Linked DNA regions of Homo sapiens: region 2 is linked to region 1. Evidence: chromatin loops called from intact Hi-C (ENCODE). Cell type or tissue: OCI-LY7. All regions are shown on one strand.

Region 1 (8,000 bases):
CTATGTATTTTAAAGAATGTATGAAAACTGTTCTCAAGTCATGAAAACTTTTAATATTCTTTTCCTTTTCTTGATTACCCATGTTGGATATCACATATTAAGCTTTATTTAATAACTGGATATAAAAGAGCAATAATAATGGCCAACATTTAATGAACACTTACTATTTGGTGGCCATTGAACAACTTTTCTTAACATATGAGGAAGGTACTGTTATTATTACTGCATTTTTTTTTTTTTTTGAGACAGAGTCTCACTCTGTCACCCAGGCTGGAGTGCAGTGGTGTGATCTTGGCTCACTGCAACCTCTGCCTCCCGGGTTCAAGCAATTCTTCTGCCTCAGCCTCCTGAGTAGCTGGGACTATAGGCATGCGCCACTACACCCGGCTAATTTTTGTATGTTTAGTAAAGATGGGGTTTCACCATATTGGTCAGGCTGGTCTTGAACTCCTGACCTCGTGATCTGCCCGCCTCAGCCTCCCAAAGTGCTGGGATTACAGGTGTAAGCCACCACGCCTGGCCTATTACTCCATTTTATAGATGATGAAACAGAGGTTTAATCAGGTTAAGTAACTTTGGTTACTTGGCCAGAAACTGGTAGAGCCAGGATTTAAACCAGGGTCATCTGATTTCTGACTGTGTACTCTTAAAGGCTAAACCCAATTAATTCTTGATTATATACTAGGTTTAAAATTAAGCCAGTTTGAAGATAAATGAATTGGTATTCTTTGGTATCTTTTCAGCAGAATTTAAAAGTGCGAACTTAGATGTTAGGGCATTCAAGTGATTGCTCAGAAATTTCAAACCCTCAGTGCCTTGGGAGAAAAGCCAATTTGTAGAAGAGAAAGCTGACATTAACAACTAAGAGGAGAAAGCAAGATCATTGTATATGAAATGTGTGAGGAGTGGTAGGGCAAAGCTTACTTATTGAGGGTCTCCAGCTGAGATGTTAAAGTGTGTGTACATGAGGTCAGGCTCTTCTGGTGTTCCCAAAGCAGAAATGGTGATCATTTCTCTCTCTGACTAGCTGCCATTATTATGGGTTTTGGTATCACCACATACAGAAATATTGCAAAAGATTTCTTGCATACTAACACATTGATATGTATTTTTAAAGCCTTGATAGTGTTTAAAATACACTATTACTAGCACTGTTACCTAAATGCACTATTACTAGCACTATTACTTAGCACCTACTTGGATGCTTTGAATAGTTTGCTATGCTCAATATTCCAAAGGTGAGAGAAGGGGAAATTTTTTCAGTCTTTGCCATTAGTGCTCTGTCTAGTTGATTTTTTTTTTTGCCAAGTATTACTTCTTATTTCATGATAAAATGATTCAAGACAAATAATACCATATACATTTAGAAAATGGGCCTCTTTATTATTCCTTAACATGAAGAGGTTCCAATAATGGTAGTTTCAGGCCTTGGGGAAGGGTAATCAGGAAGCGATTTTTGGCACCAGGTTTTATGTCTGTCCTATCACTCTTCTCAGGGGTCTGCCCTCATATTAATACTTGTGCTAACCAGAATGAAGTAGTGATACAGCAAGCAGAATATAATGATTAGAGTTGTTATAAGCACACAACTCAATTTGCAGTGAGTAACATGGGCCAACACTGTTGGAAAATAAGGATTTCCATGAGCCACTTCTATCTCACATTGATTTGGGGGGATACAATCATTATATATACATTAGAAAAACATCACTTCTAAATGACAGTGATCATATCAGATCATGTAGTTTGATCATTTGGAGAGTTCAGTGATGTGCCTCTTTTGGTAGCAATTTTGCTTCAGTTTTCAATTTGTGCTTGCCGGCTTGCAGCACAAACTATATAATGAGAAACTGAAGTGATAAGAACCATACTGTGTAGCATGGGTGATTGATAGTACCTTTCCTTGTGTTATTTTCTTGAGGAAAAGATATCCTAGACAAGGAGTACTGAAAAAATCACCCAGGGACTCTCTTCTTCTCATGAAACAGTTTTTTAGTGTGAGTTGACATCACTAAATTTGATGGACAGTAGAATTTGAATTGTTTATTATTTTTTGACTGCTCTAACTTGATGTTAGACCATTCTGAGGGTCTTTTGCTGGATTTACTTAGTACTTATTTTTACTTTTGCCTTAGCAAGTTGTTACAGTTTTATTTAGGTAAAAACTCAAGTTACTATCTTGAAGTTGCCTAGATGTCAGTCTGATTTGGATGTTTTATTCTCTTATGTGAATTAGTACGTTTATGAACTTTTACAGCAAAATAAAGAATTTTAGATGTTATAATAATTTCTCTTAGAGGATATCATTCCTCCCTTTCCTGAAAATGGGAATAGATTAGTGGGATGACCCATATTCTGCATAACATTTTAAAAGCTACCCTGTGAGCTTACTCACTTGTCCTTTTTGTGTTTTCTTTTAAGGCAGTAGAAGGATAACTCTCTTTTTCCATAGGAAAACAGGTATTACTTACTTATACAAAAGTACTTTCATTATTCTCTGTTAATGATTTCATGTGACAATTGATAGAAAGCTATTGGCATTTTCAGGTGAATAATTTGGGGAGTGGATAACTGGAAGCTTCTATCTGACTCTCAGCCTTTGAACTGAAACTTGTAATCAGGACAGAATTTTCAGCATCTTTTCATTGCTGGCTTCTGTTGGCACCCAGTGGGGAGAGGCGGCATCATGGTTTAAGTATTAAATGTGGATGTAGTACTATTACGTTTTTAGCATTGTATTTTAAGAAATACTTTTAAAATATGAGCAATGAAAACATATATTGTTGTCTGTAATGTGTTCTCATAAGTTGATTGATTCTAGATGTTTTGGAGCTCATTAAAAAAAATTCCAGTTTGAAGTAATTGTAGATGCACAGGAAATTGCAATAATAGTATAGAGATGCTCTATGTGTGCTTCCCCATTTCCCCCTATGGTAACATCTTACATAACCATAGTACAGTATCACAGCTAGGAAACTGGCATTGGTACAATTTGCAGACCTCTATTGCAGCTCTTTTTGAATCCTTTTATAAATCACAGTATACTTCTATAATATAAACATTTAATTTATTGGTTTAAGAAATTTGGATATGTAGCCTGGCTGCTAATTAGAAGAGATTGGGTATTTTAACCATATCCTATCCAGTTACCAGGTTATTGCCCCTTGGCTCCAAATCTGTCCTCTTAGCTGATCTGCATTAATGGAGCTTTAAACATTTCTTCTTTGCAGCAAGCACAATATTAAATTATGCCAGTAGAGGGTGTTGCAGGGACACTGCAGGAAGATGGGGTTTCTTTTGTTTCTGATGTGTTACATTTATTGTTTTCTTGCTCTTGCTTATTGTAAGATCCAGGGACATCCAGTGATGCTGTGCTTTTGCTGATGTTTGGTTCAACCCAGCTGTGCACTCACATGCAGTCCCTCCGTGAGCTCATAGCTTTGGTTCTGTCTCAGTGAGGCCCTCCTACAGCCTTCCTGACACAGACACTGTGTGCCCCAGGCCTCGTACCACCCTGCCAGTGAGCTGACTCTGGAAGCCCTGATTTCCTTTGCCCACCTGCCTGCCAGCCTTTGCTGGCTGCAGCCCAGAGGGTTTCCTGCGTGCCTGTGGTCTAGCTTTGCCTGGGCAGTCCAACAAACTTCTTTGCTATTCATTGGGCTGTAATCCTGCCTTCTCCAGTGAGGTCTGAATACCACCTTTGGTGAAAGGACCCAACTTCCACGTTAGTTCTTCTTGTGGTACTCTCCCTTAGCTTTAGGGTTAAATTCTCTTTGTAGTTACTCTACTATGACAGTTAATAATTCTTTATAGTAAATTTTCCCTGTTTAAATTACTGTGTTTTCTGTCCTAATCAAATGCTGACTTACAGTATCTAATTGAATTAATATCTAATGATATTAAGCAGTCCATAAAGTTTCTGATATTTTTCCAGGAAAAACAAAACAAAAAAGTGGTTATTTTAGATAATCTTTTTACTGTCACAGTAATGGCAAGGAAAAAACAACTATTATTTCTACCGTATGTTTATTTCCATTCCACGCACAGCCTTTTTCTTACTAAAGCAAGAAACCCTGCAAAGTAGATTATCTTTTATTTACTTTTTTTTTTTTAACGGGGAGTAGGGAGCTAAAGCATTTTATTTTGCCTTGCTATGAGATCTAGCTTATAATTGGCAACACAAGTATTTGAATCAAGACCATCTTGCTATTCTTCCTAAAGCCTTTTCATTTGACTCTTCTGTATGACTTTCTTTCTTTTTTGGGGGGCCGGGGGATGTTTACAGGGGTCAGTATTAAGTACCTATAAATAGGATATGATTATTTTATTTCTTTAGTAAATATTGTTTAGTTACTAATATTTTATCCGTATTTGTAATAGTAGCATAGTTGTTTTATTCCCTTTTCAAGATCTTTGGATCATTTGAAGGGAAGAGGGAGGAAGACTTAAAAATGTTATTTTTTTTTTAGTAGGACTTTAAGCAATTAATTAAAAGTTAAATATGTCTTATAGGTGAAATTTTGTATTTGTGCTTTAAATATTTGATTTTTAAAATTTTCAGCATATTTTAATAAATTTACTCATTCTTTTTATTTCCCTGGTATTTTTTAAATTTTGAAGTTTTATATATTTAGGTGAATTATTTCATTATTCCACTGTACTACAAGAAACTTAATTCTTTTATAATATGAAATGTCCCTGCTTTTAAGGCTAATTTTCTACTTGTATACTCTATTTTATTCCATTTTGACATCTCAAAGACATTGTTTAAGCAGTCTTTCTTCTACCACACTTGCTTGTTAGATTAGCCCATCCAGTCTCATGACTTTAAATATATCTATGACTGGATGATTCCAAATGTTTTTCTCTGACCTGAGGTCTCCAAACTTATATATTCAACAACTTCAGATCTTCATCTGGCATCTCAAAGTTAATATGTTCAAAAATCAAACTAAAAAATCAAGTTTGACACTGTCCCAAACTTGTTCCTCCTGTAATTTCTCACAGTCTTTTTAATTTGTAACTTGATCTTTCCAATTATTGTAGATGAAAAACTTGGCATTTTCAACTCCATTTTCTCTCACTCTACATCTAATTCTTCATTAAATCATATTAGTTCTACTTCCAACTATGTAAAGAAAGAAAAACCCTAGAGGAAAGGGATTAAAGAAAAAATACGAATAGAAATGGGAAAAAATATAGACTGTAGATAAAAGAAAAAAATTAGAAAAAAAAACAAAAGAAATGACAATCGAGAGAAAAAGAAATAGGAACTCCAAGTCTAATCACTAGTTTTCTTATTTTATCAAAAGTTAATGTAGGTACTTTTGCTATAAATTTTCTCATAAAATTGAATTCATCATTTTTTGCCCATGTTTTGTTCAACCCTATCTACATGTGTTTTATGAGTGATAATCAGGAATCAGTAGCCTGCAAAATGAGCCTTTATGAAGGAGAAAAATGGACTTTTGTTAATCAGCTGTAGCTGTACAGGGGAAGATATTCCTTTTCTTTATGCTTTTAGATGTTTTTGAATTGTGTTTACAAATACATTCAATTGTAAAAATACTTGTAAATTAGCACCCGTTTATTTTGATGCATATAGCTAGTATCTGCAAAAGCCCAAATAATGTATCACTATCTGAATGTCCTGTATTAGTCTTACTGAATGGAAAAGCAAAATAATTGATTTTAAATGTTTTAAGCAGGGATTAAACCATGTCAGACTTTGAAATTTATTGGTTTTCTTGTTATAATCATTTTTAATATATTTTAAAATCTGACTGTAGCTAAGTTCTCATTTTGTATTTGAAGGGAGTTAGTAAAAGTACTCATATTTGGTGGGAGGATGGCTTGAATCAGGAAGTGGAGGTTGCAGAGCTGAGATTGTGCCACTGCACTCCAGCCTGGGTGACAGAGCTGGAGCCTGTCTTGAAAAAAAAAAAAAAAAAAGTGAAGAAGGAAAGCACTCATATTTGAGTTATTCTGCATTTTAAATTTTGACCCTTTATTAATGTGAGAATTAATGGGAACATTATTGCTAAGGATGGTATGGAGGGTTTTTTTGTTTTTATTTTTGAAATTTATTCAATGAAAAATTTTAAGAACATTGACCTAAAAATATTCTTCTTTCTGTATGTTATTTTCTCTGTACTGGTATTTTTTTTTGTTTTTGAAATTTGTTGGTTGAAAATTTAAAAAAAGTGGACCTAAGATATTCTTCTTTTATAGCCTATCTGCATGTTAAATTCTCTGTACTGGTAGCAGCTCTATGGCAGTCCTAAGATCTATTTAGGTTATTTTTTTCTTGGTGATTTTTCCTAGTGTTCTAGGAAATCTAAGATAGATAGTTAGTTACATAGACAGATAGATAGATAAAACGATTTCCTACCTGATGAATGAAAAGAGTAACCAATTTTTAAATCTGGAGAGACTCCTTCTTCCTATTACTGATATCACTGAAGTTACTAGAGTGAAATTTTTAGGATAAATAGCTATAGAGTACCCTCATCTGGGTTTGAATCTTGGCTTTACAGTGATCTTGGTCAAGTTATTTAACTTCTCTGTGCTTCAGTTTGCAATTTGTAAATTGTGAATAAAACTTACCTCTTAAGATTGTGGGGAGAAGATTAGCTAGTAACTGTAAAGTGTTCACAATAATGCTTAATAAATGCATGCTATTATTACTATTAGTGGTACTATTACAACAACCACAGTTAAGATTTTAAGACTATTGGTCTTTTTTGAGTGATAATCAGAAGTAAGTAACCTGCAAAATCTGAGTAGACTGCTACCACTGGAAGGCAAAATCTTGGCTAGAGTTCTTTAGAACCTATGTGTGTATATACAGGCAGTCCTTGCTTTGTAGTTATGGTATACATTATTTTCTCTTACCGTGGTTCAGTTACAACACTAGTCTCCCAAACACATGGTTCAAATTTCTGTTACCATAGTATATTAACAGAGTAATTGCAAAACAAACTCTGCTGTTCAGTCCACAAGTCACTATATACATACATGATTAGTGACCAATCATGTCGCTTCTTCCAAAGTCTGTTGGTGATTGGTCACTGTGTATCTGTTATTCACTTTACTTACAGATAGCAAAGTATGTGGTTGTGTTGCCTCTTTGTCTCTGGTAATAAATCCATTTGACATTTTACAAAAATGGATAATCCAAAGAGGAAATTGGCCAACAAAGCTAACAGTGCTACAAAGAAATGAAAAGTCATAATGCTGAAAGTGAAATTGCATGTAATTTTAGAAGATGCACAGTCTTAGAAGATTTTAAAATGGCAACAGCAAAATGAAGACAGAATGAGACCTAGGCCTGTATAAAGTTGTGATATGAACCATATTGAAAAAGTATGATAAATTTAAAAAAATGATAAAATCACTCCAACATCCTTTAGTTTAAGTTTCACTAGGAACAGAAAGCTGCTTATGGTTTAACTGGAGCATATACTTCTGCTTTGGATTAAGACTGTAATAAACAAAAATTCCAATCAGTTTTGCTAGCATGTCAGCCAAAATACTGAAGTTAGATGCCACATCAAAAGGAAATAGTAATTATAAGGAGACTGGAGATTATGCAATTTCTTTATCTCAATTTTGGGAGAAATATGACATAAAGCATGCAGTTGAAGACATCATTTCAGGGAGCAACAATGAATATTATGTCTGTAGTATAGCAAACTTTTACTTCGCTATAGAAGTAACTTTGAAGGATATGAATAGGACACTTATGGAGATGTAGAATAAATAGCTGTCTGTGGGAGTGTTGACACTGTTGCTATTCAGTGGACTCTAGATATGCAGCCAGATGAACTTTGTGAAGATGAACTTATCAGTGTAAATAAGGAAAGTGGTTGTGATGAAAAGCATGAATGTTCCAGGGGAAATGACTCTGGCAAATTTTTCACATTAAAGGAACTCTTGGAGATACTTCACAACATTGAACATGCAAAGGATAAAGTTTGGAAGTTAATCCAAACTTAGAA
Region 2 (8,000 bases), 170 kb before region 1:
GAGTCTGCTTGTACGCCAGTATGTACTTTCCACTTTTTATAACAAGTAGAAGCCTAGAGTTGATCCATTCCACTGACTTTTTAATCTTCTTTGCAAGCACCATCTTCCTGCATTAGGTGTGGGATGGCCCCCAAACAAAAGCAGCTGCCAAGGTAACTGGGAGGCAAGAAGGGAAGACCTAGAATTTTTCTAAAGCAAAACTTTGATGGGCTGCCCACCTGTTTCATTCCCAGGAACCTTGTAATTAATTATTGCCACAAATCTCTTGGGTTAAAGTACTTGATTAACATTTCCTCTCTGCAGCTTAATGTGGTAATTGCATCTATCCTGTCTCTGATGATTAAATGCTGCCACCTGGCCTTCTACACACCAGGATTCTATTATTCCATTGCAATCAGGGATTCCTAATTTCATGGCAACATTTCCGACCGTCATCACTGACCTACGGAATACAGCCAACACAGAGCTTTAAAAGGATACTGAAGCTCCCAACCCAGGCATTTATTAAATGATTAATTTTTCATATTTATTAATTTATTAATGGCTTGGTGAAGAGAATACCCTCTAGGCCTCCAGGAGGTATGGTTGGTATGTGGATGATCATATCTGCTCTAACATACTCATTTCCCTAAGCCTGAGGTTTAATTCCTAGAGCATACCAAAGAAGTACTGGCATCTCAATTTCTTTCTTTTTTTTTTTTTGAGACGGAGTCTCACTCTGTCACCCATGCTGGAGTGCAGTGGCGCGATCTCGGCTCACTGCAAGCTCCACCGCCCGGGTTCAAGCGATTCTTCTGCCTCAGCCTCCTGAGTAGCTGGGATTAGGCTACTCGGTGGTGTGCCTGACGTGCACCACCACATCCAGCTAATTTTTGTATTTTTGGTGGAGACGGGGTTTCAGCATCTTGGCCAGGCTGGTCTTGAACTCCTCATCTCATGATCCACCCGCCTCGGCCTCCCAAAGTGCTGGGATGGCATCTCAATTTCATTCACTATAGGCCACTATTGAAGTCAGTCCTGCTAACCAACCAAGCAAATTGTTAGTTACACCCAGGCAGTTAAACATATTAAATCTCCATATTTATATTAATAAATTTAGCCAGATCCAACCTTATATTTTTTTCTCTGTGGACTAATACCTTTAGAATATACTGTCAATATGCTCCCCAAATTTCTGACAATACAAGTTATCCTTCAACTGCTGCATTTTCTGTGTATATAGTATTTTCTCTCACTCAGTAGAGCTTGTAATTTTCCCTCTGAGCTATACTGGGAATTAATTATTATTGTGAGTTTGGGGTTGATGCAGGTCTTGAGGAGAGAATTGTTTTTTTTTTAATTGGATATTGTCAGAATATAGATTGTATTTAAGCCACAAGATTGGATGTGACCATCAAGACAGTGAGCATAGATAGGAAAGAAAAGAGTTGCAAGGGCCAAACCCAATATTTAGGGATCGGGTTGAGGGAAATGGATCAGCAAAGGAAGAATGGCCAGTGAGGTAAGAGGAAAACAAACCCTGAAGCAAGTGTAGAATGTATTTAGCGGAGAAAAGAAAGATCAATGGTCTGAGAGTTAACCATTTGATTTGGCCACAAAAAGGTTATTGGTGACCTTGGCAGGCAGTTTGAGTTGTGACGAGGGCAAAACCCTAACTGGAGTAGGTTTAAGAGAAGACACGGAAGGAACTTGTAGACAGAAAATACAGGCAACACTTATGAAGAATTTTGTTGTATCAAAAGTAGAGAAATGGAATGTAAGCTGCAGGAGGATGTCAGGTCAAAGGAGGACATCTCTCTCTTTTTAGAATGGGGGATTTTTCAGCATGTTTCTGTGCTCATGTGAATGATCCAGTAGAGACAGAAAAACTGATGCAGGAGGGTGAAGGGAGAATTACCAGAGTAATGTCATCAATGAGGTGAGATGAGAAGGAATGGGATATAGTGTTGCAATGGAAGAGTGGCTTTAGGAGAAAAGACAGTTCATTTTTATAAACAGGAGGAAAGGCAGTACCTGGGCACAGATATAGGATGGGTAGATATGATGATGGTAGGAACCTGTGGAAATTCTCTCCTGGGTGCTTTTTATTTATTTTTCACTAATTAATTTTACTGAGATATAATTTGCATACAGTAACATGCACAGATCTTTTGTATATAATCTGATGAGTTAAGACAAATATACCCTTCTGTGTAAAAAACACCCCAGTCAAGACAAACCCAGAACATTTCTGTCAACACAGCAAGTTCCCTCCAGCCCTTTTCCAGTTAATCCCCTCATCCTCCTCCTTGCCACCAACACCCCCTCCTACTGCCCAAAAACTCCAGGCAACAACTATTTTGATTTTTATCACTATAGACTAGTTTTACTAGTCTTAATCTTCACACAAATAGAATAATAAAATATGTAGTGTTTTCTGGCTTTTTTTCCTTAATATGATGTTGTTTTGAAGTCACCTATTGTATTATATATATATATCAATAGTTTATTATTTTATTACAGAGTAGTATTCCATAATACAAATGTACCACAGTATGTATATTCATTCTCCCATTGAACATTTGGATTGTTTCCAGTTTTTGGTTTTTGTGAATAAAGCTTCTATGAACATTCTTAGGCTAATCTTTTTGACAATTGTTTTTAACTCCAAGACCTGTATACTGAGAAAGATATTGTCCCTTAGCTTCAGATTCATATAACTAGTTGTCTACTTGAATGATTCCTAGCTTCCTCAAACTCAAAATATTCCAAACTTAGCCCTTCCCTTAAACCTGGTCCTCCTGCAAGATATCCCTTCTCAGTAACAGCACCATTATCCACCTCACAGCCCCTGCTAGAAACTTAGAAGTTGCTCTTAACTTCTCCTCTCCCTTACCTGCTGTTTCCAGTCACTCACCATATCCTGTTGATTTGATTTCCTATCTTTTTTTGCAAACATCTTATGAATCCACCCACTTATCTACTACAGTCTAATCCATTTCCTATATAGAAAAAATATGGTTGGGCATGATGGCTCATGCTTGTAATCCCAGCACTTTGGGAGGCCCAGGCAGCTGGCTCACTTGAGCCCAGGAGTTTGAGACCAGCCTAGGCAACATGGCGAAACTCTTGTCTCTACAAAAAACAAACAAACAAACAAACAAACAAACAAAAACTAGCTGGGCATGGTGGTGCAAGTCTGTGGTCCCAGATACTCAGGAGGCTGAGGTGGGAGGATTGCTTGAGCCTGGGGGGGGTTCGAGGCTGCAGTGAGCCGTGATGGTGCCACTGCACTCCAGCCTGGGTGACCAAAAGGAGACCCTGTCTCAAAAAAAAAAAAAAAAAAGTATTTTCTGAAGCTCAGATCTGATCATCTTTTTCCTGATCAACTCTTCCATAATATCTATCCCTTGCCTTACCTTTATGATAAAAACCAAAGCCCTTAGTATGGCTTACAGTCATGATCCAGCCCCTGACGACCTTGGTAGCCTGATCTCAAAGCTCCAGGCCCACTGAACACATTTCCATTTTTCAAATGCTCTCTCTTTTGAGGCTCCTCACTTTGTCTAGAATATTCTCTTCCCTGCTCTTGTTTGCCTGGCTAATTTCTAGCCTCGTTTTAACATTGCACTTCCTCTGGGTGGCCCTCGACCTCCACTATATGCTTCATAGCACACACTTGATCATAATTACTTTTTTTTTTTTTTTTTTTTGAGAGACAGAGTCTCATTCTGTCACCCAGGCTGGAGTGCAGTGGCACCATCTCGGCTCACTGCAACCTTCACCTCCCAGGTTCAAGTGATTTTCCTGCCTCAGCTTCCCGAGTAGCTGGGATTACAGGCACTTGCCACCACGCCTGGCTAATTTTTGTATTTTTAGTAGAGATGGGGTTTCACCATGTTGGACAGGCTGATCTCAAACTCCTGACCTCAGGTGATCCGCTTGCCTCAGCCTCCCGAAGTACTGGAATTACAGGAGTGAGCCACCGCACCCGACCCATAATTACTTATTGAATTGTCTTTATTTCCCTCGAGTGGAATAAACAGTCTTGTTCACTGTTGCATTTCCATTGCTTAGTACATAGTAAAAATACTTAATAAGTATCTGTTAATTGAATAAATAACACTTAATAGGCTTTAATGTCCATTGTGCATATTTTATAGCACAACTTACTCATTTGGAATTCCTTTTTTTTTTTTTTGAAATGGAGTCTCGTTCTGTCTCCCAGGTTGGAGTGCAATAGCGTGATCTCAGCTTACTGCATCCTCTGCCTCCCAGGTTCAAGTGATTCTCCTGCCTCAGCCTCCTAAGTAGCTGGGATTACAGGTGCCTGCCACCACGCCTGGCTAATTTTTGTATTTTTAGTACAGACAGGGTTTTGCCAAGTTGGCCAGGCTGGTCTCGAACTCCTGACCTCAGGTGATCTGCCTGCCTCAGCCTCCCAAAGTGCTGGGTTTACAGGCATGAGCACTGCACCTGGCCTTCATTTGGAATTCTTATTCTGATTTCTTAGTTGAAGATACTCAAGATTTATTTATTTATTTATTTAGAGATGGGGTCTCACTCCAGTTGCCTGGGTTGGAGTGCAGTGGCATAATCTTGGCTCACTGCATCCTCGACCTCTCTGCCCCAAGCGATCCTTCCACCTCAGCACCCTGAGTAGCTGGGATGACAGGTGTGGGCCACCACGCCCAGTTAGGTTTTTTTTTTTTGTACTTTTATTAGAGACGAGGTTTCACCATGTTGCCTAGACTGGTCTTGAACTCGTGAGCTCAAGTGATCCTCCCACCTTGGTCTTCCAAAGTGCTGGGATTACAGGCATGAGCCACCGCTCCCAGCCAAGATTTATTTCTTAAAATTTATTTTTCTTACAAAAATTTTTTTTCATTGTCGGGGACTTTCTGGTAAAGACCAGAAAACCTGCTAGACAAATTTTAAAAGAGCTTTAATGTGATTTATTTTTTATTAAAAAAAAGTTTTTAGACATGGGTTTCTCAATGTTGCCAAGACTGACCTTGAACTCCTGGGCTCAAGCAATCCTCCCACCTCAGCCTCCAGAGTCCTGAGTAGTTGGGACTACAGGTAAAAGCCACTGTGCTCGGCTATGCTCAAGACTTTTTTAAAGAAGAAAATATGGGTATTATTTTATTCTGAAACTTCTCATGTTTTATCTTGCCATCGTACATAAACACATTAGTTTGCACTTAAACAGTAGCTTAAATTGTAAATTTTATCCATCCAAATTTTGTTACAAACTTTGTTATAATGGAAGCTCTAAATGAGGGTTATCTGATTTTTAGTTATTTATAAGTAATCTGTTTTAGTCTACTGGAATGCTTGCAAACTCCTTGTTATCTTCTCTGCCCCCTAGGATATGTCTAGATATGGATCTTTGACCATTAATCTCATGTCACCTTTTTCTTTACTTTTAGGTCTTCTTTTAAGTCTAGATATTTTTATTCAATTTGCCTTTGAGTTACTATTACTTCTGTTTAAATTAGTCCAGATTACTCCTCAAACATACTTGTAATTCTCAGATTGGGTTTTATCTCATCTCTTTTGTCTTTCTGCTTCTGTTTCATACAAGCCTCATCTTCTTGCTTTCTTCTTGAGAATGCAAATTTTCTAAAAGAGGTATCTATTTCCTTAGAAAATCACTTTCAGAGATAAGCGAATCTTCTGAATCTTCTGTATTATGATCCTTTCCCTTTTGTATATTATTTTTTATGCTTCTCTTGGGACAAGAAGAGGGCTTGGGAGTGTGATATGGACCAAGGTTCCAAGGATTTGGGACAGGTCATGTGCAAGTAAGCAGAGCTGACCACTAGCTGTGGATAGGGAACAAAGGAGAGTTGAAGTCTAAGAGCCTTGCCAAGCAGCCTTGAGAAGCAAACAATAATCTGAAACTTGAAATCTGTGAGGGAAGATGAACTCAAGAACTGGATCTTTTTCAAAGGTTGTCAGGCAAGATGGACCTTAACTAGTAGAATCTGGAGACAGCCAGGAATGTTAACTTGAGGAAATAAAATACACAAGAATGTGATAGCTTTTCATACTGCTAAATCTGGAGAGAATTAAGATCTTAGGTCAGTTTGGACAGGTTTTTCCCTTCTTTATTTTCTCATCTATGTCCAGTATATCAGTCATCTATTCAGATAGGAAGTGTGGATTTCCTTTGGCTCCACTCTTAGATCTCTAAGTAGAGTCCAGATCGATATGCCTACGTGAGAGTAATTCCCAGGGCCTTTTGTTATTCCACTGTCTTAAACCAATGGAATCCATGATCAGCTATCATTTCAGCAAGCACTGCAGCCAGCACTCTCCCCGTACACTGTATTCATAGGGACAAATGTGACAGGGCAAATGGACAATTACCTGTCTCTCCATCCACCCCATCTTTCGCCACTGAATTCCGGAAGTTGCAGTCCCCAGTTACATGCATAAAGATGATAGTCTCTAACAGTATTATAATCACGTCTCAAAGCAGGATTTTAGATTCGAGAGGCTGATATTGTTTGGATCTGTGTCTCTGCCCAAATCTCATGTCGAATTATAATCCTCAGTGTTGGAGGTGGGGCCTGGTGGGAGGTGATTGAATCACAGGGGTGGATTTCTCAGGAACGGTTACCACCATCCCCTTCACGCTATGCCTCATGATAGTGAGTTCTCGTGAGAGCTGGTTGTTTAAAAGTGTGTATCACCTCCTCCCTTACTTTCTCTCTTGCTCCTGCTCCTGCCATGTAAGATGCCTGCTCCCCCTTTGCCTTTTGCCATGATTGGAAGCTTCTCGAGGCCTCCCCAAAAGCAGAAGCCACAATGCTTCCTGTATAGCCTTCAGAACTATGAGCCAATTAAACCTCTTTTCTTTATAAATTACCCAGTGTCAGGTAATTTTTTTTTTACAGCAATTCAAGAACAGGCTAATACAGAGGCCGAAGAGGGCCAGCTGCTTAGTTTGCAGCTCTGATGGACACTGGCTCTCTAATTCAGTGAGCAGACAGTGGGAAAGGGATGCTCAGATGCCAAACTTTCTTTCAGATGGGTGGATCTGTTCTGTACCATGAAGTAGAGTATGGATAAGCCAACAACTGTTTTTCTGAATCCACCTCCATTAGCCTCATAAATTAGGGCAATTCCTCCTGGTAATGAGCAAGCAGCTTGTCATTCTTTATGCTCTGTGTTAGGATTAATTTTGTCATTTTTCTTTACCTTTTTATGGGTTTTAGGCAGCAGTTGAGAGACCCTGAGGCAGGGCTGCTAGCCAAATACTATTTAAAGCTAGAAATGCCTCACTGATTTTTATCGTAGATTGTTTCAACCTGTGTTCATTTCTTCAGCCTCTGACTATAGGATTTCCCAGGTTGCAGTCTTTGGCTGGCTGCTCAGTCTGCACTCTCCTTCAGAGGACTAATTTACTCTTACACCTTCACATCGGACACCTGAAGACTCTCAAACTGTTACCTCTAGTCTTGTCTTCTCATTTAAATTGTGACCCTGTATTTTCTGACTAAAAGACATTTCTACTTGTCTATCCCACAAAATTATTGTATCCCTGGTGTGTGTACTCTTAATTATTAAAACTGCTAAATTATCAAAGACCAAAGTCATGAGGACAGGAAACAAACATTTTATGCAAGGGCTACTGATAAAACTTTTGGAGGCACAACCCCATTTATACTCCTTTGGTTCCTGGAGAAGAGAAACTGCACTATGTATTATTCAAAGGTTCTGAGCATTTACCTCATCCTGCAGGATCACATCCCAGCTTCACACCCCAATATAGCATGGCCTGAGAGCTGGCAATGTAACTGGGTTTTCAATAGCCATGTCACTATTCTATAAGATCAACATCAACTGCTTCTGGCTGATGGGGTGCAAGATAAGACCTGTAAATCTAATGGGTATCAGAATATTGACTCACAGAGTTCATTTGTTGAAGCAATGAAGCAATGTTGCATGGAAAATTCACATCACATAGGATGTTTTCATTTGCAAGGAGCAGACTACCCAGTGAGTTACAG

The links. Hi-C counts contacts between places; a loop is a spot of excess contacts. Peaks named below come from ENCODE experiments on the same cell type or tissue, not always from the same donor. Only the 100,000 strongest peaks of a DNase experiment are listed, where the experiment ranks them.
Region 2: a loop joins it to region 1, with 3 times the contacts of the local background. A loop is called at or near these places in 2 of 110 quality-filtered maps.

Annotation. Positions count from the first base shown.
Region 1 is chr1:174,259,611-174,267,610 of GRCh38, forward strand. The region is part of intron 7 of RABGAP1L (RAB GTPase activating protein 1 like); the gene reads left to right. Among named protein-coding and RNA genes, the nearest start is that of RABGAP1L, 100 kb to the left of the region's middle. In OCI-LY7, CTCF peaks have their summits at 3,251 (motif pointing right) and 3,459; DNase peaks (open chromatin) are centred at 2,973, 3,371 and 5,871; H3K4me3 peaks cover 957 bases; H3K27ac peaks cover 6,145 bases.
Region 2 is chr1:174,090,370-174,098,369 of GRCh38, forward strand. It overlaps the pseudogene RPL30P1 and the pseudogene RNU7-78P. Among named protein-coding and RNA genes, the nearest start is that of RABGAP1L-DT, 65 kb to the right of the region's middle. In OCI-LY7, CTCF peaks have their summits at 3,601 and 3,868; a DNase peak (open chromatin) is centred at 3,612.